Regions from separate parts of the Homo sapiens genome. Here all the other regions are linked to region 1. The links are chromatin loops, found by intact Hi-C in ENCODE. Cell type or tissue: IMR-90. All regions are shown on one strand. Links, peaks and the distances in the headings refer to the core of each region. The heading gives the core; the rest is flanking DNA.

What was found. Hi-C counts contacts between places; a loop is a spot of excess contacts. Peaks named below come from ENCODE experiments on the same cell type or tissue, not always from the same donor. Only the 100,000 strongest peaks of a DNase experiment are listed, where the experiment ranks them.
Region 2: it touches region 1 in a loop (8-fold over the local background); 4 of 110 quality-filtered maps call a loop at or near these places.
Region 3: a loop joins it to region 1, with 6 times the contacts of the local background. A loop is called at or near these places in 3 of 110 quality-filtered maps.

What each region holds. Positions count from the first base shown.
Region 1 is chr1:72,279,973-72,288,074 of GRCh38, forward strand. NEGR1 (neuronal growth regulator 1) reads right to left here and starts at 2,567. Exons shown (of 7, transcript NM_173808.3): 1 at 2,347-2,567. The coding sequence starts at 2,522. It overlaps LOC105378797 (a long non-coding RNA gene), which reads left to right and starts at 2,962. Exons shown (of 6, transcript XR_947506.3): 1 at 2,962-3,433. RefSeq lists silencers at 2,754-2,813, 2,914-3,003 and an enhancer at 4,385-5,584. In IMR-90, for the core only: CTCF peaks have their summits at 4,521 and 5,333; DNase peaks (open chromatin) are centred at 2,529, 2,929, 3,869 and 4,949; H3K4me3 peaks cover 3,869 bases; H3K27ac peaks cover 3,318 bases.
Region 2 is chr1:71,089,606-71,097,707 of GRCh38, forward strand. It overlaps ZRANB2-DT (ZRANB2 divergent transcript), which reads left to right. Exons shown (of 4, transcript NR_046217.1): 2 at 2,059-2,099. Among named protein-coding and RNA genes, the nearest start is that of ZRANB2-DT, 12 kb to the left of the region's middle. In IMR-90, for the core only: a CTCF peak has its summit at 4,507 (motif pointing right); no DNase peak of the experiment used is centred there.
Region 3 is chr1:71,192,396-71,200,497 of GRCh38, forward strand. The region is part of intron 2 of ZRANB2-DT (ZRANB2 divergent transcript); the gene reads left to right. Among named protein-coding and RNA genes, the nearest start is that of ZRANB2-DT, 120 kb to the left of the region's middle. In IMR-90, for the core only: a CTCF peak has its summit at 4,497 (motif pointing right); no DNase peak of the experiment used is centred there.

The DNA of each region.
Region 1 (8,102 bases), core at 1,966-6,965:
TTTCTATTTCATATGATAAAAAAATTTAAAAACTAAAATCTAATTTGTTAGAAACATTATTGAGAAGACACAGAGACTCTGTTCTCTTTAAGAAGTTTGAAAGTCAAGTTCCCTCAGTATCACAAAATGCGGGATATAGCATCAAAATGGATGAGGTACAGAGCACACAAAGTAAACAAGGACTGCACCAAACCAACAACACTGGAAATATATGGTCCCCACATATTAGGGAAGCTCCACTGTTGGAAGCAATGAGTGAACTAAACATGGGTCTCCTGGAAGCAGAATGTGGGTCCAGCTATCTTCACTAACCATAGTATTTATTAAATTGTTGTTTGTTTGGGAAACCAAATGCCAGGATACATTATTGAAAGAAAAGCAGTCTCCTAAACCCTTTAGGGTGGAAATGGTAATGCTCACTACAAATAAGCAATATGTTGCTTGCTACAAAAATACATATTGCAGCTCCCATGATATGTGTTTGCAATCTCTGAAGATAGTGTCTTGCCCTTACCACTGTTGTTCAAACTTCTAAAACAAACTTAACATAAAGAGAAAATACAGGCTTAATTTATATCCTCTCTGTGACAAAGAATTTATCACTGTTACCAACAATGAAAAGTTTTTTTTTACTGTGTAATATCAAAGATATTAGTTACTTTTGTATATAGTGGCATTTGTTATTCAAAACAGAAATTATTAAAAACATATGTATTAGTGTATATTAAAAAATACGATAGTATTCCAAATTTGAACTCATAGGCATGTTCCAAAAGGTGTAAGTCATATACCACACCCACATCATTAAATTTAAATATGTTGCATGTTTCAAACAGAAACATTTCCCACTCTCTTTCACCTTAGACATGTCATGTACACTGATGTTGTGCAAGCCAGACTTACAAGCCAACTACCACCCAGTGGAGAAAAAGAAGATCTTTCAGGGAAATGTGAGGTGGGGTGGCAGGGGGAGAAGGGAGGGTGATGGGAAAGAAATGAAGGAATAGGGCGTTTAGCTTTGTTTAGATCTAAGCTTTGCTGATCATCCATTTATATTTTCATAGGAAATAAAATATTCCCAGACTCCCACTCTGCAGTGTTGCTTAGGGGTAAAATCAGGGTATGGATGTTTATTAATGACAAACCACCTCAGAGCTCAAGCTCAGAGGAAAGAAGGGAAAATGAGAAAAATAAGTAAAAGTGAAGACTGATGGAGGGAGGAAGGTAGGAATAAAAAGGGGATAGAAAGACACAGAAAGAGAAAAAGAGAGAAGCAGAGACAGAGTGAGAGCAGCGAGTGAGACAGGCAGTGTGTACACATGTGTGAGTGACAATGTGGAACAGAGAAGGAGAGTATGCCTTTTAAAAACAGTGAGAGACAATCTGAATGTGGAAGTGGTTCTTACAGCATGGAAGTGCCAGTGCATGTGAGGATGTGAGAGTATGTGAGTTAGTATGTTTATGGAAATAAGATTTATGAGGGTGAGTAAATGGTACTGGAGGGGAACAGTGACCATGCCTGTGTGTGCCACAGGGGTGGGAAACGGTATGGGGAGAGGGATGAGAAATGGGAGTCAAAAGAGGGAAGACAGGGCACAGGATAGGGACATTAAGGAGGAATAAAAAAAATAGACAAAAAGAAAAAAGGGTAAAAGAGAGGAGGAAAGGGGATTAAATGTGAGGAACAGAAATTAGAGTCGTGGAGATAAAAATGAGAAAATATGAGAAGAAATTTTAAAAAGGAGGGAAAAAACAGAAAATAGAAAAGGTATGAAAAGAGATATTGGAGGGAAAAAGAGTTACAAGGAGGTGGGGAAAATGGTATAAGAGAATGAGGAAGGAGAAAAGAAAGAAAACAGAAAGCGGTAAAAGGAAAGAAAGATAAAGAGCAAGAAATCGAGCCTAAGTGTCCAAGTGAGAGGGAAAATAAATGGGAGCAGAGAACAGCAGTTTGAAAGAGTCGCTTATGCTGGAGTAAAATAGAAACAAACCTGATAAACTTGTCAGACTCTCCAGGAGTACCCCATGACAGTAAAACAGAGACCTTGTGCATTGAGTTTCAAAGTGGCACCTGCCCCTCCTTCTAAACCTGACAGTTCACTCATCCCCAGGCTACTTGGCGTTCCGGCAAAGTGCTTTAGCATCACGAGTCCAGCTTGCTACCTGCCCCAGCATAAACGGGCCGGGGCTCCGGGAAGAATCTGCACCTGGAATTCTTGGGATGTGGTCTTTCCATGATGAGCACCACCAGCATTATTGCTTGTGTTATAAAGAAGGCAAAGAGGGTTCAAAGAGAGACAGAAAGATAGACCGAAACAAGTACGAAAAGCACGCCGTTCTTCCTACCTAAGCACCGCCGTGTCCCCTTTTCTGACCATCATGTTGTCCACGGCCGCCCAGGGGAAGTCCACACTCTGTCCAGCCGGGAGGCAGGAGGGTAGCAGGCAGCACAGGCTGAGGAGCACCGCCGCCAGCCACTGGTTCGAGCAACAAGCACCCTGCACCAACAGCATCATGTCCATCCCTGCTAGGGCTGCTCACTCTCCAGCAGCTTTCAGCTCGCACTCCCCCACCCCCTGGTGCTGGCGAGTCTTCCCGGGAACCAGGCGGCGCGCCACAGGATTTTTTTTTTTTTTTTTTTTTTTTTTTTTTTTTGGTGGGTGGGTGGGTTTCTTTTCTTTCTTTCTTCCCCCCACCCCAGTTGTTGGGTGTTGTTTCTCTCTTTTTGTTTTTCGGTGTTTTTGCCTCCCCTCCTCCTCTTCGCTTTCCCTCCCTCCCTCCCCTCCCTCCCCCTGGCACCACACTACACCTCCTCTCGGTTGCTTTTGGCCGCGTCCGGAGTGTGTCTAATTCTCGGGCGGCTCGCACACCATCTAGCGAGGAGGCGAGCGCGCCGGCGAGTGAGGGAGGAGGCGCGGCGGCGGGGGAGGAGGCAGGGCGAGCGGCGGCGGCGGCGGCTGCAATCCCAGCAGCAGCAGCAGCAACAGCAACAGCAGCAGCAGAAGCAGCGCGGAGCGCTGCGCCGGCCGCCGGCTCCCGGGCTCGCGCGCGTTGCCAAGCGGCCGTTTCCTTAGCAACCCCGCCAGGGGACTGGGGATGGAGAAGGGAGGGGGATTAAAAAAATAATAAAAAAAGAAAGAAAAAAGATAGCAAGAAAAAAAAAAGAAAAGCAAGACAACGAAAAAAAAAATAGGAGGAACTGTATCACAATTATGCAAACTAAGGGGGAAAGAGAGGCACCTTAGAATGAAGGCTCTCCTTACTGTCGTAAGCGCTAGAGGGATTCTTTGCTAGAAAAGTCTCCGTGTCAGGGCTGGGGTGAAGAGAGCTGAGGGGCGCTTTGCCTTCCCTCACCGGTGCGTTTTACCTCTCGAGGCACCGTAAGTTTGAAGTCCTCCAAGTTGTGGTCGGCGCCATCATGACGCCGGCGACTGTGAGTTGTTTTTTTGTTTATTTTCTTCTAATCTTGCCTGGGTGGCTACGCTGCAGTTAGCGAGCAGCCAACTAGTTCTCTCTGCGTTTTCTCGGGAATAGGTAGGGACGGTGGCGGGGCGCTGCTTTTTTGCGGGGACACGAGGAGGTGCAAGGCCTTGCGGCAGAGCAGCTTGCGTGTTTGTGGCGGTCGGCCCGTATGGATTGCAGGACGCCCCTCTTTTATCTGTGGGTGTTGACACTAAGTTGTGTGTGTGAGTAGGGGATTGTTTATGGTCAACATGGAGTGTGTGTGTGATAGAGAGCGTGTCGTGCGCGCGGGGGCCTGTGCACGCGCGGCACGCAGGCGCGCTGGGAGGGACGGGGCGGGTCATGCTGGGATGTAGAGTCGGGAAAAGACTGCAATCAAGTGTTTTAATTGTGTAGAGCCCAGGCGGTCCAGTTATGTAAGAGGCAGTTTAACCCATTTGAGCCTATCAGGCCGAATAATCGGCGCATCCGAGTCAAGGCAGGGCAGAGTTAAGGGGTTTAACGAGTCGCAGGGTTGTATTTCTTAACAGCCTCCACACCGCGTTAACAGGCTTGCTCCTCCGCGGTGCAGAGCGGTAACCTCCGCTTCCCCACGCAGCAGCCCCTCCGCAGCTCGCCGGGCTGTTTTCAGCCCTGCCCTGGCCCAAGGCAGAAGGAGATACTAGGCGTGGGGCCACCCCTACTCTTTTTTCTTCTTTCCTTCTTGAACTCATTTCCAGATTCAAGATCCTTAAGCTTTTCCGGGCCATTTGCAAATCAATGCGAGAACCGAGGCTGAGTCGTTAGCAGTTACACCAATCAATCTTGTTCAGCGAGGAGTTTGGGAAGCAGAGCGGGGAAGTGAAAATGGAAAATAAGTAATTAAAAAATAAGCTCCCTCCCCCTCACACACTTTTTCCCTTCCTCCACCCCATCCCCCTTTAGCAGTGTTTGAAGAAGATATTCTTTGCCAGATCCCAGTTCTTCTTTTGGAGGAAATGAAGCAAAACCTCACACGTCCGTAACTCGTTTTCCATAATGCTAGCAGGGTCATTTGGCAAAGCGCACCGAAGCAAGACTCTCTGCAGGGGTCAGCATCCGGCTGCCTCCGCAGACTGAGCTCTTTACGAGGCAGGCAGGGAGTCGTTTTGCTTGGTGGTAGCAGTGTTCAGAGTGATTTTTATCGCCATGCACGGGGATATATGGGGAAAGGGAAGGGTTCCCATCACCTGTGACCACCCAGACTGGCTTACAGACGAATCCTTAACTAGCAACACCTCCCTGCTGAACTGGCACTCCAAGGCTGGGCAGCTAACGGAGACATTTGCGTCAGGAGTCACTGATGTTAGTATTCTGCCTTAACTCTCAAAACCGACTCGGAAACTGAGAGTGCAATAGTTTCAACCGCATTTTGAAACATCAATAAAATGTTAGTCATTTGCGGATGAATGAAAACATTTTCTTTACCGTCTGGTATGCTAGGGAAATAATTGTGAAATGACAGACTCTCACTAATATCGATGCCAAATACCTAAGTAACACTGTCATCTTGTTAACTGCATTTTTCTATCTTGCGTGGCACGCTGATGGATAAAGCGTAAAATTATCTAGGGCAAACGGGGGATTAGAAGACTTGACATGTCACATACATGGGCAAAGCTATGCAGTATTATTTAGCATTTCAGTAGAAACGAGCTAGATTCTATTGAAGAGACACAGAAGGTATAGCTTCCTGCATTGTGACTCAGTTTAGTGCTATTTTAAGCAGGGATGGGGGTGCCAGTGTTTTCTAGTACAAGCTATGAAAAGCATCCTTTTCTGACTGCTGTTTCCCAGAGATCTGACATCTTCAGTGTCCACGGGGGTGGGTTGGGGGTGGTAGGAGGAGGGTTTTCTTTGACCAGGGATGGAGCTATGCTGCAGTTTTAATATGTACAACAACCCTTCAGGCTTGTAAACGGAAACTGGAGCCACTTCTTTTAAAGACAGTTTCCTTTCCTTATTTCTAGTTTTTTATCTCAACTACCATTCACAGATCACACTTAACTCTTGGAGAACCCATCTAAAGAAAGCAATGACTGAACTTAGTGTATAGATGTCTGGATTATGGGGGAAAGTATTTACAGGTACGTCACTATTATTTACAGCAAGTGCAAGAATGTCAGGTAGGGCAGCCTCTCCAGACCCTTATACTTCTAGTCTTCTGACTAAAGAAAATGAATTTAAAAGCTTTTATGACTTCCTATTCCCTAAACCTTTCTAAGGGCAAAACATCTGACAGGCTTTTACGTGGTTTCTAATATTTGCTTTTGAAGTCCTGGAATTCTTACAAACAGAGACTTAAATTCGGATTGTCTTGGCTCTTTTTGAGGGAAAATCGAAACAAAACCAAACAACAACCAAATGAGAAAAAAAAGCTTAAATAGCAAATAGTTCCTTAGTAGAATTTTTTGAAATAGAAGAATTAGTAATAGCATTGTTTAGAACATTTTAGAGGCAAATAGTGGAGTGGGTATAATGGGTTACTCCTTTGGTTAGAATTTTAAGGAAGTGACATTGGAATTAATTATTATTTCTTTATAATGATGTACCTTTTTTCGCTTTAAAAGCTCAACTTCTAGTATTTCAAGAAATGTAATAATCAGTAGGGAGTTAGTATAAAAGGAGAAAGGTGGAGCCTGATTATGATTGCAGATTATTTCATTATCTAGATTGATTCCACTCCTGCCTTTCATGCCCTATGACCTGTATTTTGAATCCCTAAGGATGTTGGAAAGAGTAATGTTATATAAGGAAGCTTCTTAAGATTGCTTACTTTAATAAACTCGATTTTTATTCAACAGTGTAACTGTGATTGTTAGAATGGAAAAAAATAGAAGTTTACATTTGTTTATTAGTAGTGAATGAGTAAAGCCAGCTTCATCTTTCATGTTATTTTGTTTTAATACTTTGAGATCTAGGGTACATGTGCACAACGCGCAGGTTTGTTACATATGTATACATGTGCCATGTTGGTGTGCTGCACCCATTAACTCATTATTTACATTAGGTATATCTCCTAATGCTATCCCTCCCCCCTCCCCCCTCCCCCACCCCACGACAGACCATGTTATTACTGTGTGAGCATGAGAAGTTTTAGCCAAGACGGGTCCCAGGACCTAATGGAAAGAGCTAATGAGATCACTTTGTATTTCCTGAAGGAGGCAGTCAGGAAGCCCTTATAAACTGTACCTCTGAATAATAGCGCTCTAACTTGGTCCATAATTGATTCTCTATTTGAATTAAGCTGCCTTAAGCTTGGAGTACCTTGCCAACTAAAACTGACGTATACTGATGAATTTCAGGTCAGGGTGAGAAATATAGAGTTCCAGAAATTTGTTGGTGGAGGGGAATCTTCCACTACAGAAGTGTTTCTCAATCTAGGCCCTTTTGACATTTTGGTGCAGGTAATTTGTGTGTGTGTGTGTGTGTGTGTGTGTGTGTGTGGAGCATGGGGACTTCTGTGTGCCTTGGAAAATGTTTATCAGCATCCCTGGCCTCTATCCAGTAGATGCCAATAGTTGTGATACCCAGAATTTCTCCAGGCATTGTTAAATGTCCTGTGGATTGGAAAGGGGATTACTCCAAGTTGAGAACCACTTCATTGTAAGTTATATTTCTAAAATATATACCATCTTGTGTTTTTCAAATAAAATAATAAAGCAGATTTTTTTGTCAAAAGTATCTCATTTGGATTCTATAGCTACAAAAAGAGCTCCTTCTCATCAGTTCAATCTCTACATTTACTTGCCATGTGGTTGAGTAGCCCAGGTTACCACAGATGCAATGAATTTAATGGCTGACGGCAACAAAATACTTTCTAGGATTTCTTCCTAAATTGTAGGAGACTTGCTCAAATAACATTACAATTATACACTAACAAAGGTCTTCTATATTGTTGTAATGTATAGTTTGGTTATAAATGTTATTGTAAAGTAGGCGAGAGGGGGTCTTTTATTTAAGCAAGTATTGAACTAATAGTTCTTTGAAAGGAAATTGTCATTTTATGTTGTTTTTTCCAAAATAAAAGTGTAAGTAAATGGTGAGCTTATTTTGGGCAATAACCCATGTAAATATTTGCCTTCTTTATATTGTGACAGCTACATATTATTCACTCTGGAAATGGCTATTGCATAAAGAAGAAGAAAAAAGCAAAAAGTTATTTGCCTATTGGGTCATTCTATTTAAATATCATATATTTATTCAGTTATAATTTATTTAGCATCTTATCTATTCACCATCAGCATTGGGGGTAAGCAAAGAAGTTAGAAGCGTATATGTGTGTTTGTATGTTTGGAGGAGTGCGGAGATACCTACTCTACTTTCAGAGCTCTTCAAGCCATTTCCATAGAATGGCCCTGAAAATTTCACCTAAGTACTTAAACAAGAAAGAACAGTGTTACAATAGATATGGGTAGAAATCATTTTCAAATAACTGAAGTTTCTACCTTTCTACTTGTAAGAAAACAAGTACAGCTTTAACTATATTTCATTATATAATTTACAGTGGGTTCCAGGAAAACCAATAATTATTATTTAAGATTTTTTCTCACATATTTCTAAGAAACTCAAACACCTCTGTTCAAAAATAAACATCAAATTTTATACTTTATACTGAACTA
Region 2 (8,102 bases), core at 2,063-7,062, 1.2 Mb before region 1:
TTACAGGCGTGAGCCACCGCACCCTGCCTAAAGTTTACATTCTTATAAAGGGATTTTCAGTTAAATCAAGTATTAAACCATGAAAGAAAAACTCAAATGTTTACAGGGTTCAGGCAGTAACATAAATCAATGATGCAGGCCTGTGTAAAACACTAGGGAATGAGGGAAAATGTGATGAGCTGTTCAAAGCCTTTCAAATTCAACCTAAACATAAATGTTGTCTTGGCCAAATAAAAAGTTCTTTTGGATTATCAGGTCAGTAGGATAGTTGTTTGTGTACCCTGCCTGTTAAAGAAATTCATTTGCTATGTTAGAACTTTAGATTTCTGTAAGAAAATGGTTATGAGGACATAAGCCTAGATGGAAAACCCTTGGGATATTCTTTCTCCTCTTAAGGGTTCATTGTGAGGCCCTACTCAGCATTCTTTTGCATTTCTTTCCTGCGGGCTCCAAGATTTGGCATAGTTGTTTCCATTCTTTGCTGTCACTATTTGTTCTTTTGCTGTGATCTGTGAGTCACAGAACATAGCTGAAGAGTTTTTCACAGTTAGAAACCAGAGAGAAATAGACAAAGTTTAGGAACAGGAAAGTTATAGCATCATTAGAACTCTTAAAAGTCTCTTGTCTGGACGGGAACAGTATGATAAACAAGAGCACTCGCAGTTTATATCTACTCAACGTGCTTTTCTATCGCCATCTCACAGTCCAGGTGCTTCTGGGGGCCTGTCAATCATGGTTCTTCCTTTACCCCCGAGCACAGTTTGAGATTCTTGTCTCAAGATGTTCAGTCAGAATGTCCAGTCTCCTGATGGGGGGAAGGAGTAAAGCAGCTAGCCCTGTGGACCATTAACTTCCTTTCCTATGGGGGCACCACTAGGAAAAAGAAAGGAAGGCAGGTAATCTATTCTAATCTCCTTTCTGACTAGACACCCTAATAAATAGAATAATGATTTTAGACAGAAGGAGATCTTTCTACAGAAAGCCCTTAGCAGGATCTCCCTGGATAAGGATTACTTCTAGTAAATAAATCTGGAATCTATTGATTTATGGGGACATGGATGGCTTCTCTGAAGAATGTCTTGTAATGGCATGCCATTTTATAACATTCTGAGGTATAAAATGGAGATGTATTATAAATTACACGCCTCTACTCTGTAAGGTAATAATCAGCAAAACTACGTACAGAGACCTAGTCAATCACTGGGGGTCAGTGGATAGGAAGCATCTGGCAAAGCCACACAGAATGTCCCAGACTTTCTCTGCTCTGTCTTTGCCTCTTGATTGCCTGTACTCCTGAAATTATTAGGAAAGCTTGATGCTATTTCTGATTTTTGTGAGTCCTTTTCGAGCATCAAATTCTGTGTGTTAGCTCACCTAATCATGGTGATTGTCTGAAAACTGAATATATGAACCAGGCAAGGCCAATCAGAATATTCCCGAGGATTCATTTAGGATTATTGGGAAAGAGAAGTTTTTTCTTCATTAGAGTTGCTGATCTGGTATATGTGAATGTGAGACCCACCTATATAGAGAAAGTTTACCCACAAAAGGAAGTCAAGTAGATACAATAAGAGCTGATAGATGGAGAGAATTAAAGAGAAAGAAGTGGGACGAGGGAAAAAAGTGAACTCTGAATATAGCATTTGTATCCCTGAATATAGCTCTATCTGAGGCATGCTTATCTCTTGGACTTCCCAGTCACCTAAGTCATGTCAGCACACTTTCTTTTGGCTTAAGCTACATTGCACTGGGGTTCTGTCACCTGCAACTAAAAATTCTGATTAATATGATAGCTTGAATTTGGCATGAGCCAGACTGGGAGGACCTGGGAACTCAGGACCAGGCAAACCCACTAGGAAGGAGTAGTACTCAAAGAAAAATATCAGATGTGAAACAAGGAATACATATATCATAAAGCTATTTTGAACTTCCACTTGTGATTCAGACATAAACGTTAACAGAATTTAAAATAAAATTGCAACTATTATAACAATTTTAAGCACCTTATTTTATGTATTTATGAAAGAATGTTCTTCTGTCTTTTTATTCTTTTCCTAGTTTTGCCCTGTGTATGACCTCGTTTGGAGCCATGAAACCAGGTAACATAAAGTGTTTTGTAGCTTTGGCTTTGATTTAGGAAGCAAAACTTCTTCTTAGCAATTATCCTTTTATGTTGCAATTACCTATTTGTTTTTATGTATCTCCAATTCTTCGCAGAATAAAATAAACATTATTCTCACTACCCAAGCACCTGGAACAAGGTTAATGCTCGATGTTTGTAGGATAAATGAAGAGAGGAATTTTATTTTTACCATTATTGAAACTATGCATAAGCCTGACCAATGTGAAACTGTACAGGCTTGATTCCTTCTTACTCTTTACCAAATGTGCATAATTATTTTACTTGGTATGCAACAAAATGTTTGATTGTGATGAATGCTATTATAGTTAAGGCGTGTTGCAAACATTTGCTGCAATAAACAAGGAATGACTATTCTAAATTGTTTCAAAGTCTAGAGTAGTGGATAAAATCATGAGTCTGGAACTAGATTTCTTGCACTGCTTTCTGCTAGCCTTGCGACTTTGGTCAAGGTGCTACCTTTCTTTTTCCTCACCTGTATAATAGTGATAACAGTGCATTATATTGTTGTTGTCAGTATTAAATATGTACTATGTTTAAAACTCTTCTCATGAAGAGTATCTAGCATGTGATATGTGTAATGTGTTTACTGTGATTATTCTTATTATTGTTATTCTCCAAAATTCAGTTTTATCAAAGTAAGATGGGGAAAATATTACATATATGTGTGTATTTCTAATGGATAATACATGTAAAATGCCTGACAATAAATACACAATTACCAATTTTCAGAAACAAAACAATAATATAGCCCATCTAATACTGAAGTATACACACACACACACACACACACACACACACACACACTCATAAACAGCATAATGTTGAAGTTGACAGGTACAGGCATTGAAACCAGTTTGCTCGGGTCAAATCCAGACTCCATTGCATATTATTTGTGTAATGTTGGGCAGGTTACTTAGCTTCTTGGAGTCACCTCTAATAAAATGAGGACAGTGGTAACATGTATTCCATAATGTGGTCTTGAGAATTAATTGTGTCAATTTTTCTAAAGTAATAAAGGCAATGCCAGGAAAATATTAAGTAGTCAATAAGTGTTAGCTCTTATTATCACTTTGAGCTTCAGTCACATTCAGTGATGACAATGAGGACAACGGTATTTACCTTACCAGGCTGCTGTGTAGATAAAGTGTGATAGCGCCCATGAAAATGTCTAGTAAATATGGGCAGCTGAAGCAGGAGAATCGCTTGAACCTGGGAGACGGAGGTTGCAGTGAGTCGAGATCTTGTCACTGCCCTCCAGCCTGGGTGACAGAGTAAGACTCTGTCTCAAAAAAAAAAAAAAAAAAAGTCTAGTAAATAGTACTCAATAAATGCCAATTTTCTCCATTTTTTATTTTATTATTATTATTTTTATTTTTTGAGACAGAGTTTCGCTCTTTTTGACCAAGCTGGAGTGCAATGGCGTGATCTCGGCTCGCTGCAATCTCTGCCTTCCAGGTTCAAGTGATTCTCCTGCCTCAGCCTTCTGAGTAGTTGGGATTACAGGTGCGCACCACCACGCCCGTCTAATTTTTTGTATTTTTAGTAGAAATGGTTTCACCATGTTAGCCAGGCTGGTCTCGAACTCCTGACCTCAGGTAATCTGCCCGCCTTGGTCTCCCAAAGTGCTGGGATTACAGGTGTGAGCCACTGCACCCAGCCAAATATCAATTGCATTTCCATGTGTGAATATAGGACAGAGAAGATAGATTAGGTGGAATTTTATCAGTGACACATATTATACATTGTTATCAAGTAAATATTATCAGTCGGCGTATTAGCTGTTCTTTTCTTATAAAAGTAGATTGTGCCACAGATACCTTATTTTGTTAATTCTTTTGATTCTGGTCATAGATAAATGGTGATTTACTCTATTCAAAGAAGGATAGAAAAGTGGGCTTGCATTTTAGGTTTCTTGTGGCATACACTGGTGTGCAATCTGCTAGAACTGAAGGAGGATGTTATTAATCAAAAGGTGCACAAGGAGGGAAAGGACTTCATTATGCTGTTTTGCTTCCACAACTTGCACCTGGAGCTTCTTAATGAATGTGCCCTTTGGAGACAGGTGGCACTCTGAAAAGTGTAAGCCTCTTTAAACCTCTTCTTGTCTCAAATTGACACGTCCTCGTCTCAAATTGACACGTCCTCATGACACTATGAATAATCAATCTAATTCTTAAATGATGTGAATGACTTTGGTTGGACTATAATTAGTTGAAGCAATTTTTTCTCCTGGTCATTAGAAGCACACATTGCTAGAATTAGGGAAAGAAAGAAAGTCAGGAAATGGCTGGGAAAAAAAGTCATGTATTCCTTGAAAAATACAAATTTATAGATGATATTGTGTACTGGGTGAACAAATCCAGTAGATGGCAGTTTAGTAACATACAATATCCTTCTATCATGGGGAATTCATGTTTAGCAGTCATCTTTTCTTAGAATATATATGAAAATATATATCTTAAATGTTATCTGTTTATTGCGATATTTTGTGGAAAAGTTATCATCTACCACCTCTATGGGTGCTCTCTGCTGGCTAAGAGAAGCAAAGTTGTTATAAACTTGTCAAATAACAAACAATATAAGGTGTGTTGGAATTTTCCAGGATTTTTCCATCATATTTTATTACCTCCCATTCATTTGAAGCACATATAGATATCTATGATATTTGAAGAAATAAAGGATTTGGCAATGTTTTTTAAGAAAAATAGCACTATAACCAACAATTGATTCCTCTGAAAAGCTGGCTATAATTTTTAGCATTTCATGCATAATTTCTTTAATTGTTAGCTAAGATATTTAGTAAGCTAAGAGAATTATGGAAAGGGAGCAGAGTATATATAGATTATCAGAATGAGAAGGTAATATATCTGAGAATTTTTGAATGTTAAAAGGAGAAAAAAAGAGCCCAACCTTCCCTGAGATATAAACTCAAAGACTGCATCACTTCTTACATGGGATTCAACAAAAAGTCCAGGCATTAGGAAAATTCTGATTCCAGAACAGAAAGCTAGCAGTACGTTCTAAGATAGAAGTAAACCATTACACACATTGCATTGGTTTAATTGAGCATACATTATATCCTTCAGTAAGAAATTTCTGCCATGGTGCACTATTTTCTTGGGCACCAGGGCCTGACAGCTTTCTCACACAAGTCAGCAGTTGAAAGTGATACAATTTTGATGTGAAATGTGCTTATACTTTGAAAGCAATTAAACAAGCCTTGTTTGCTTATAATTTTCTAATAAAATAAAAGACCTTATGTGGAAAGCAATTTTAAAAACACATCATAACATTTTAAGTATGTAGGTCTTGCGACGTTTGTTCCCATTTTCTAGTGACAGACACAGAGTAATAAGATTTCCCTAACAGATGCTTAGTGCTGGGTACTCACATGTCACTCAAGCTGACAAGGTTTCAGAAAAAAACACTTTCTTCACCATGTTACCATTTTGAAAGATCAGCTATTGCATATAATTTAATTTTGTTTAATTGAAAGGTATAAAATTCACAAAATACAGTTTATAAAAGTTAATGTAATGAATAAATTGGGAATATACCTTAAACAACCCACTAGATCCTATCTACAAATTTAGTCTGTCTCAGACAAGACTTTAATCCTATATGCCTGGAGAAGAGTTTTAGCTCAGTTCACGATAAGATTATAGAATTTTAAAGCTGGGAAAAATACGTGTAGATAATCTACTTCTTTCAATGCCCAGTTTTAATGATTTACTTTTTATATATACCTGAAAAATTGGACTTATACCTGAAAAATTTGAACTTAATTAATATACAGCAGGCACCATTAAAGTTACATAGATTATTTATTCAATCTTTCAACCAACATTTATCAAGCATCTTACATATACTGACTAGTATTTCCGAGGAACTGTATTATGGACTTTTAATGCAAGAATAAATAGTTCACTATCCTTGCCTCTGAGGAAGTGCTCAGAGTCTAGCTGGGAAGATAGACAAGTAAATTAATAACTATACTATAGTGTGATAAAGCCTAGACAGGTTTGTATACAGCCCTGTGGGAAAACAGATGAGGGTGCAACCTATGTCACCTGGGGGTTTTGGGAAGATAACAGAAAGGAAATCACATTCGAGCTGGGTCTTGGAGTTTGAGCAGGAATTCTCGGGGAAAAGTAGGGGTGAGGATTTAGTAAAGGAAATAGACATGAAGGCAGAAGAATATGTTCACAGAATGACATTTTTAAATACAAGGAATGGTGGGAAATGATGTAGAGTGGCCCTGGAAACGTAGTTCAGAGAAAGACTGCAAAAATCAGATGCTAGAGAGTTTGGCTAGAGAGTTAGGAAACAGGGAGCTACTAAAAAAAATTGAAAATGAAGAAAAAGGATATGATCAGATTTATATTTTTAAAAACATTATCTCTGGCAATGGTGTGAAAGATGGGTTAGACAAAGTCAAGAATAGTCTGATTGAAATATGTTCAGGTCTATACTAGCACAGTGGAAGTGACAATGGACAAACGCACGTATTAAGGTACACTTTAGAAATGGAAGTAACAATTTGGCGATCAGTTGCTTGGAAGAGGTGCGTGCTAAGGTAAAGGGAGAAGGTAAGAATGGCTTCAAGAGATCTAGTTGGTATGATTAGTTTTGAGGGTTTGGATAAGCATTTATTTAATCCTCTTCACAAGCTTTTGAAGATTCTAACAGGTGAGAAAAATGAATCTCTGAAAAGTTAAGTAATTTGCCAAGGTTACTGCTTTGGACTGAATTGTGTGCCCCCAAAATTCATATGTTGAAACCCTAACTCTCAATGTAATGACATTTGGAGATGGGGCTTTTAAGAGGTAAATAGGTTTAGATAAGTTCATAAAGGTACTCATGATGGCACTAGTACCCTTATAAGAAGAGACCAGAGAAGTAGCTCTGTGTGAGAACACAGCAAGAAGGCAGCTTCTGCAAGCCACAAAGAAGGCCCTCACCAGAAACTGAATGTGGTGGAACTCTGATCTTGGACTTCTTAGCCTCCAGAACTGAGAGAAATCAATGTCTGTTGTTTAAGTGACCCAACTTCTGGTATTTTGTTACAGTAGCCTGAACAGTCTAGAATTACCATACAGTTAGTAATTTATGAAGGCCAGATTTGAGCACATTCTGTTTCATTAATTCCAGAATCCAAGCTCTTAACCAGTGTGCTGGCTGTTTCTTTCTATACTCATGGAGTGGCCAGTATGCCATTTACTGGACTAGGAAATATGGGAGGAAAAAAACATGTTTTGAATATCAGATAATCAGTTCGTTTCTTAACATCTTGAGTTTTACATAAGTGGTAGGCAAAACACTGGAGACATTCAGAAGAGAATTGTAAATAATAGTTCTGACGCTCATAAAAGAAATGGAGTCAGAAAGTTCAGCAGTAGGAGATACCAGTAATGATCGAAGCCGTGGGAGTGGCTCACATGGCCCAGAGAAGAGATGTAGAGTGAGAATGGCAGAGGACTGTGTAGAAAGCTTTCAGTGGCAGTGGAACGAAAGGGGTCGCTGGAGGAGACTGAAAAGGTGCACTCAGATGACTTAAAGGAAAACTTCCTTTAGTTAAAGTACAACTTCCACGTAAGTCTGTGAAATGGAGACTGACTTTTTCTCCCTTGAACATGCATTGGGGAGAAGGTTGAAACTGCATATTCTTAATGGTTTACTATTACTTTAAGAGCCTTTTCTTCACTGGAAAGCTGTCATTCACAGCTTCTCTTTTTCTGAAGTTCACAATCTCTTCCCATTGGATATCACCATATTCCATTCCACACAAATTTTGTAATTGTAGTAGGCCACAAGTCCACCTCCTTGATGATTCTACCACCCCACCTGAATTCCTAGACTATCCTTAAGCCAACTTCACTTCCAACATGTTTCCGTGTGAATCAGGGAACTGCTCCTTTTATGAAATAAGCCATAAAATTCTTATGACTGAACCTCATAG
Region 3 (8,102 bases), core at 2,063-7,062, 1.1 Mb before region 1:
CTGGATAGTCAAATATTAAAAGCCCCAATCTTACTGAGGGGTAGAATCTAAAATTAATCATTGTGTTGGTCCACTGGCCATTTGAGAGGGTACAGGGGTTTGAACTCTAGGGCCTCTAACAATTTCAGTTCAGAGTATTAGAAAAGTCTGAATATGGGTATGGTTAATTTAAACTTTTGACAAAGATGGAATCTTATTCAGGGATATCTTCCTAGAATAATTAACTAGGTATACTTTTCTGCCATTTCCTTCTGAATGGGGGTACAGGCTGGGTTGAATTTTCAAGGAATTTAGTCTTAATCCTTGTGTCCTGTCTGTTTTTAAGTTATATCATTTTTTTTTTCCTGGACTGTGTAGATAAAAGTTTCATTTAATGACTAAAATCAAAGTAACCATCTCAATTCCCTCTAAGAGAAAAAGTTTTCCTTAGGCATGGGCATATCATATGAAAAAATCCTTCCTTTTGTGTTCTTCCTCCTCAGGACAATGGCTTCTTCTAGTATAGACTTTCAGTCTTTCTTTGGAAGAGGACTAGGAAAGGATGTATGATGTAGAGGAATTCTCTGTGACAGGAATGGGAAGAAAACACAGGTCTTTCAGTTCCAGAGGAAGAGAGCAGTAGATGGAATATAATAGGGACAAGGTCATATGTTAGTGATTTCTCTCCATGTGCCACACCTGCCCCATCAAGGTCATCCTTGAAAAGTGGGAGCAGAGTACATAAACACAACAGATAGAATTTTTACAGAAAGCTGAAATAAAAAGAGCTTGTGCTCTACTTTTCCATTTGGGTTTCTGGGAGGATACTAAATGAAATCACTCACATTAGCACTGGTGTGTGTATGGGTGCTGAGAACAGGAATGGTGGTGTAGAGAGCAGGCTGGACACCAGGCATCTCCCTTGGCTTCATATGGTATTAAAAAAGATGCAAAATGTCCTTGAATAATCAGAAGAGATGACGCAGAGGGAGCTAAGAGTAGAGAGCCAGAAGGCTGCTTTGGACAGTGGCCATATGGAGAATGTAGCTGAGATTTTAGATACTCTGTAATATGAGTGGGAGCCAGGATGGGCCAAGTCATTAGAGTAGGCATGGAGGTTTTCAAGCATTCTGAGAAAAATAGCCCAAGTTTTACCAGTCATGAATTTTAGCAACAGATTCCAAGGGCTTTAAATAATCATAAGGGGCCAGGAACATTTTTATGGATGCTGCCAAGGTTCTAGAAGAAAGAACAAAAGACAATTTTCTAATTTTGGGTTTCTTCTTTCCTCTATCATTAGGGCACTGAAGATATTATTTATATTCAGAGGCTATGTTGGTTTGGAGAAGGAAAGGTGAGAGAAACCTTAACCAGTACCAGAAGAGATTATGTTAATCTGACCATTTAAAGTAAACATGTCTGAGCTAGGGGCATGTCTCGTTTTATTATACTTGGCCTTGTTGTGCTTCACAGATACTATGTTGTTTACAAATTGAAGTTTGCTGCAATGCTGTTTGATAGTATTTTACCAGCAGTAGAACTTCTTTCATAATTAAAGTCTATTTTCTCAAACTTTGCTGCTGCATTATCAACTATGTTTATATAATACTTTAAATTCTTTGTTGTTATTTCAACAATGTTCACAGCATCTTCACCAGAAGTAGTTTCCATTTAAAGAAACTACTTTCTTTACTCATCCAAAAGAAGCAACTCTACATCCATTTAAGCTTTATCATGAGATTGTAGCAATTCAGTCATACCTTCAGGCTCCACTTCTTTTTTTTTTTTTTAAGACGGAGTCTCACTCTGTCGCCCAGGCTGGAGTGCAGTGGCACAGTCTCGGCTCACTGCAACCTCCACCTCCTGAGCTCAAGTGATTATCCTGCCTCAGCTTCCCAAGTAGCTGGGATTACAGGCACGCACCACCACGCCTGGCTAATTTTTGTATTTTTAGTAGAGACAGGGTTTCACCATGTTGGCCAGGCTGGTCTGAAACTCCTGACTTCAGGTGATCCGCTCACCTTGGTCTCCCAAAGTGCTGGAATTACAGACATAAGTCACCGTGCCCGGTAGGCTCCAATTCTAATTCTGTGTCTTTGATTATTTCTACCCCATCCGCAATTACTTCCTGTAGTGAAGTCTTGAACCCCTTAAAGTTATCTATGAGGGTTGGAATCAACTCCTTCCAAATTCCTTTCCAAAAGGTTACAATTTACTTTGCCCAGATCCATCTGAAAAATTTCTATCTAGGGCAACTATGGCCTTCCTTATAGTGTATTTTTTAAATAATAAGATTTGAAATTCAAAATTACTCATTGATCCATGGGCTGCCAAATGGATACTGTGTTAGCAGACATAAAAACAACATTCATCTCCTTTTATATCTCCATCAGAGCTCTTGGGTAACTAGGTGCATTGTCAATGAACAATAATGTTTTGAAAGGAATCTTTTTTTTCCCCAAGCAGTCATCTCAACAGTGGGCTTAAAATATTCAATAAACTATGCTGTAAGCAGATGTTCTGTCATCCAGGTCTTGTGGTTCCATTTCTAGGACACAGGCAGAATAGACTTAGCATAATTCTTAGGGGCCCTGGAATTTTTGGAATGATAAGTGAGCACTGGCTTTAACTTAAAGTCACTAGCTACATTAACCCCTAACAAGAGAGTTCAGTTTCTTTGGAGCGTTGGAGCCAGGCATTGACTTCTCCTCTGTAGCTATGAAAGTCCTAGATGGCATCTTCTTCCAATAGAAAGCTGTTTTTTCTACCGTAAAAATCCCTTGTTTGGTGTAGCTGCCTTCATCCATTATCTTAGCTAGATCTCCTGGATAACTTGCTGCAACTTCTACATCAGCACTTGCTGCTTCACCTTGCACTTTTATGTTATGGAGATGGCTTCTTTTCTTTAACCTTGTGAAACAACTTCTCCTGTTTTAAAATTTTCTTTTGCAGCTTCTTCAGCTCTCTCAGGCTTTATAGAATTGAAGAGAGTTGGAGTTTTGTTCTGGATTAGGGTTTCATTTAAGGGAATGTTGTGGTTGGATTGATCTTCTATCCAAACCACTAAAATTTTCTCTATATCAGCAATAAGACTGTTTTGCTTTCTTATCATTTGTGTGTTCACTGGAGTAGCACTTTTAATCTCCTTCAAGAACTTTTCCTTTGCATTAATGGCTGGGCTAACCAGCACAAAAGGCCTAGCTTTCAGCCTGTCTTGGCTTTCAAAATGCCTTCTTCACTAAGCTTAATCATTTCTAGCTTTTGATCATCTAAAATGAGTGAGTACAGCTCTTCCTTTCACTGGAACACTTAGAGATCATTGTAGAGTTATTAATTGGCCAAATTTCAATATTGTAGTGTCTCAGGGAATAAAGAGGCCCATTGCGAGGGAGAACGATGGGCGAATGGCCAGTTGGTGGAGCAGTCAGAACATACACAACACTTATCAATAAAGTCCGCAATCTTAAATGGGTGAGAATCATGATGCCCCAATTGAATTACAATAGTAACATCAAAGATCACTGACCACAAATCCCCATAACAGATAGAATAGTAATGCAAACATTTGAAATATTGTGAGAATTACCAAAATAGGACACAGAGAGATGAAGTGAGAACGTGCTGTTGGAGAAACGAATGGCACCAATAGACTTGCTCAACACAGGGTTGGCACAAATTTTCCATTTTTAAAAGCTCAATATCTGTGAAGTGGAATTGGTGAAGCACAAGAAGCAGAGTGTGCCTATATAAAGTTTCAGTTATGCAAGATGACTAAATTTTACAAGTCTGTACAACATTGTGTTTATAGTTAATAATACTGTAATGTGTACTTAAAAATGTTTGAGGGTATATCCTAAGTGTACTTGCCATAAAATTTTGTAGTTAGTTAGCTAATTCAATAACTTCCCTAATTCACTCAGACATATATGTAAGAGGCTGAGCCAGAATTTGAACCCAAGTCTGTCTGACTTTCCTATTATAGCAACTTATATAGTAATTGAATATACCTTGACAAAATAAATGTGTAATTCCTAATAGGGCCAAAGAAGCCAAGAAAAATCTGCCAAAGAAACCATAGTGGTGTAAAAAAGATCAGTTAGAATAGGACTTGCATAATTTCCCAAGACCAGATGAGGAGGGGGGTGGGAGCTACATTTTCTATTTATGCAGAAAAGGACCATTTACTGCAGAGGTGGATTAGCAGCTCAAGGATGTTACCAGTGGCTAAGGTGCATTATTCCTGAGCTCCTCCCCATCCAGAGCATAATAGCTTATTTCCCCTTCCTCTTAGATTCTGAGTCCAGTACTGTCTAACCTCCCAACATTAGCCATTTTGAAATACAGTGGCATCTTTGGTTTAGATATAAAATATGAATTTATACATAACCAGTAGAAATGTTTATTAAGTATTACATAGTAACTTTTGCTTTGTTTCTTACACCTTTACAGTGTAAAGTAGAATATAGGCATTCTTTTGATAGTAAATTTGTCCAGTTGTATATCCAGTAGATGTCAGCATTGGGCTGTTTCTGACCATTTAGTGTCTCTCCATATTATTTTGAAAGGACCATAAATATTCAGTATAAAATATACTGAGATGTAAAATAGCAGGTGCAGCAAATCTGTGGTGAGGATACATTTAATGGGTGAAGGATTCAATATTCCATCTATGTAGCAAACAACTGTATATAAAACCCCATCTGCAGCTTTTTTATCCATGTCCATTTTAAAAAATCAATTTATTTCAAAATATCAGAGTACTATTTTGTAGAAGATAGCTTTATACAATTAAGTGACAAAACGGATTAAAGCCATTGAAAGAAATATAAATATTTAAGTAATTTTAGGTTGCATCTGCTTAAATTCAGAAAGGGACACTAAAGAATTTTTTACAATCTCATTAAGAGATAATTTCAACATTAAAGATTTGGCAGAATGGTCCTTGAGTTACTCTCTTTTCTCTCTTTCCTCCTCAATATTAAGATTTTAGCTCCTTTACAACACATTAAAACCGTTTCTGGTAATGTGCACCTCAGTGAAGCCAAATGGATGATTGATCAACATTAGGTGGAAGATAATATGTGTAATTCATGCCTCCAGTAGATTCTAGAGTTGACCCAAATATTTTAGACTCTTGGCACGTAGAACAAAAGTTTCCTATGATATTGCTCAGTTCTGTGGTTGGACTAAGCAGATCCGGCCTGTGTCAAACAAAAATTGATTAAGAAGAAGTGAAAACATCCTTATTTCCTTAAGAGTAGAATCCAAGCTTAGTCAATTCATTACAATTCCCACAGCAGCAGAGTGATGGAAGCCAGAAAAAGCTAGAGAAATCATTTAGTACAGCATCTTCATATGGAAATTGAAGACCAAAGAGACAAAAAGACCTGCTTGAGGTGTCAGAGCTAGTGTGTAAAAAAGAGTCTTCTCAGCATTCTAGTTCATTTCAGAACAAAAAAGATATGCTGAGAACATGCGCATATTCTATAGTAGACTTTAAGAGGAATTAAAAATTGTCCTTTTCTCAAGGTTCTTGGAAGATAGGAGAATTCAGGAAATAGAAGCATTGATAGAACATCAAAATATATTTAGCAATTTTAATGACAGATGTATGCTCAGGGTACACATAAGGAACACTTAGCCTAGTCAGGAAGGTTCTTCATAATTTCTAGAAAAATAGCTATGTGTTGCTTGAAAACTCTTTCAGGAGCTTTGTTACCAAACTAGGAAAAAGAGAGCATCACTCTTTGATGGGGAAGCAAATGAGGGCTGAAGCTGTCTTGACTGATCCACTACATTTTGTCCTTTTGGGGATTTTCCCCCAGCTTGAAGATCAGTGCAGTCCAATATTTTCCAAGTGCTGGTAATGTCTGTATCAGAATCATCTCAGAGATTAGGATTTAGAAGATTGAGTGGCCTAAAGAAAAGAAAAGCAAAAATGGAAATAACAAGAATTTTGAGGCACAGACAAATAAAGGAACCACGGATCTAGCCTACACTGAGCCACCCACACGAGTTCATCTTGAGATCAATAGCATGAAATTTGTTACTTTAAGAAATGTAGTCTTTGGGCCGGGCGCGGTGGCTCACGCCTGTAATCCCAGCACTTTGGGAGGCTGAAGAGGGCAGATCACCTGAGGTCAGGAGTTCGAGACCAGTCTGGCCAACATGGTGAAACCCCATCTCTTCTTAAAATACAAAAGATTATCTGGGTGTGGTGGTATGCACTTGTAATCGCAGCTACTCAGGAGGCTGAGGCAAGAGAATCACTTGAACCCGGGAGGCGGAGGTTTCAGTGAACTGAGATCACGCCATTGCACTCCAGCCTGGGCAACAAGAGCGAAACTCTATCTCAAAAAAAAAAAAAAAGAAATGTAGTCTTTGGTTCTGTAAGAGAACCAAGTTAGATAGTTCAGTTAGATAGTTCATACAGAAATCAATACCATAACTGTGACCTCATTAATACTTTATTCTCACCCATAAAATTCTTAGGTCACCATGTGTGATGACTACATCCAAAGAGAGTGAGTGGCTTGAGACATTGGTAGTATGTGTATCTGATCATATCAATATGTTAAAATGACGTTCAAAGTATGATCTACCTCAGAATAATCTAGGTGAGTTTCAATGATCTTGCAATAGACTGCTATCTGGAAATGATGGTTTAGCAAATCTTTTCCTTGCTTTTTTCTGAATGATGGGAAAGAACACCTCTTTTATGGGCACTATATAGTATTTCCAACCATATTCTTTCATCTTTTTGGGACACTTCAGGGAAACACATTAGGTCATAACTCAGCACTAGAGGAAAATTCTGATGATGAACCTAGCTTTTTCAAGCCTCTTTGACATTAATCTGCCATATGCAATTACTGTGTGTAAGATTGAAGATCATATTTCAGTTCTGTATACCAGAACACAAAACCCTATCATATAATTCATCCAAATCATTGGAGAGATATTCCTTTGCAGATAACCAGCATAGTACTAGGAATAGGGACAGATTCTAGGGAATATAATTACTCAGTTTCTCGGTTAGTGGTGTCAGGATCAGTGACAAAAATTATTGTGCATTTTCTGTGGACTAAAATTATTCACTCAGTGGCAAAAAGAAAATGTACTTTAATACCCAAGCTGCTTTTCATTTGAATTAACTAACAAACATTCTAGATAATATTTTGGTGTACTTTCAACACTCTCTGTTTCTCCCCATTTTATTAAAATATAAATGAGTTCACAGTTATGGTTTGATTTGTGTATGAACTATCTAACTTGGTTGTCTTACAGGTCCAAAGAATACATTTCTTAAAGTGACAAATTTCATTCTATTGATCTCTGTTTCTGTGTGTTTTAGGTGGTTTTATTTGAAATTTATTCATCATGCAGATGAGAATTGTGAGAGAAGTAAATGGGGTTGTAAATAGGGATGGGGAGATGGTTGTGGGGATGCCGTTCCTCAGTTTGGACATAGTAGTTCTTACCCTCCATTTGCATGGCTTTTTAGAAATAAAGTCAAGTTTGCATAGGAATGCTGTACTTGAGTAGAAATTTAATACTTTTCCAGATTAATTCATAGGTCTTACTCATATAAAGAATAGGTTTTCTTTATAAAGTCCTTCATTTATCCCTTTCCAAGATGAATTATTTTAGCACGTTCATTAATCTAGTTTCATTACTCTGGATATTTTAACCTATTTTATTAATCGGTTACCATTTGCCTATTTTCCTTTTTGCTATGTAGGGAAGGCATTTTCTTTTGGGTTGGAGACCCAAGAAATAGGCAGGATATCAGAGAGTTTTTGTTTCTTCCCCATAAGTAGCCTACAAATCAAATCTTTTCTTAATTGAGGCCATGTATTTTGGTTTCAGTGGCCAGACTTCGAACACTGCACCCAATACTATCTCACTGATGGATATTGATTCTGAAGTTGATTAAAATGATCAGCTTTAATGGACACAATCTCATGAGGAGGATGCACATTTAGGGTTCAGTTGATTCTTTGTCCCTCAGAGAGACAAATATCTTAGGGTCATACAGCTGCTGTATGATCTCTGGAATCAGTCTGTTTATTTTTGCCAGTGTACCAAACTAGTCTCAGAGGGGTTTAGCATATTTAGTGTAT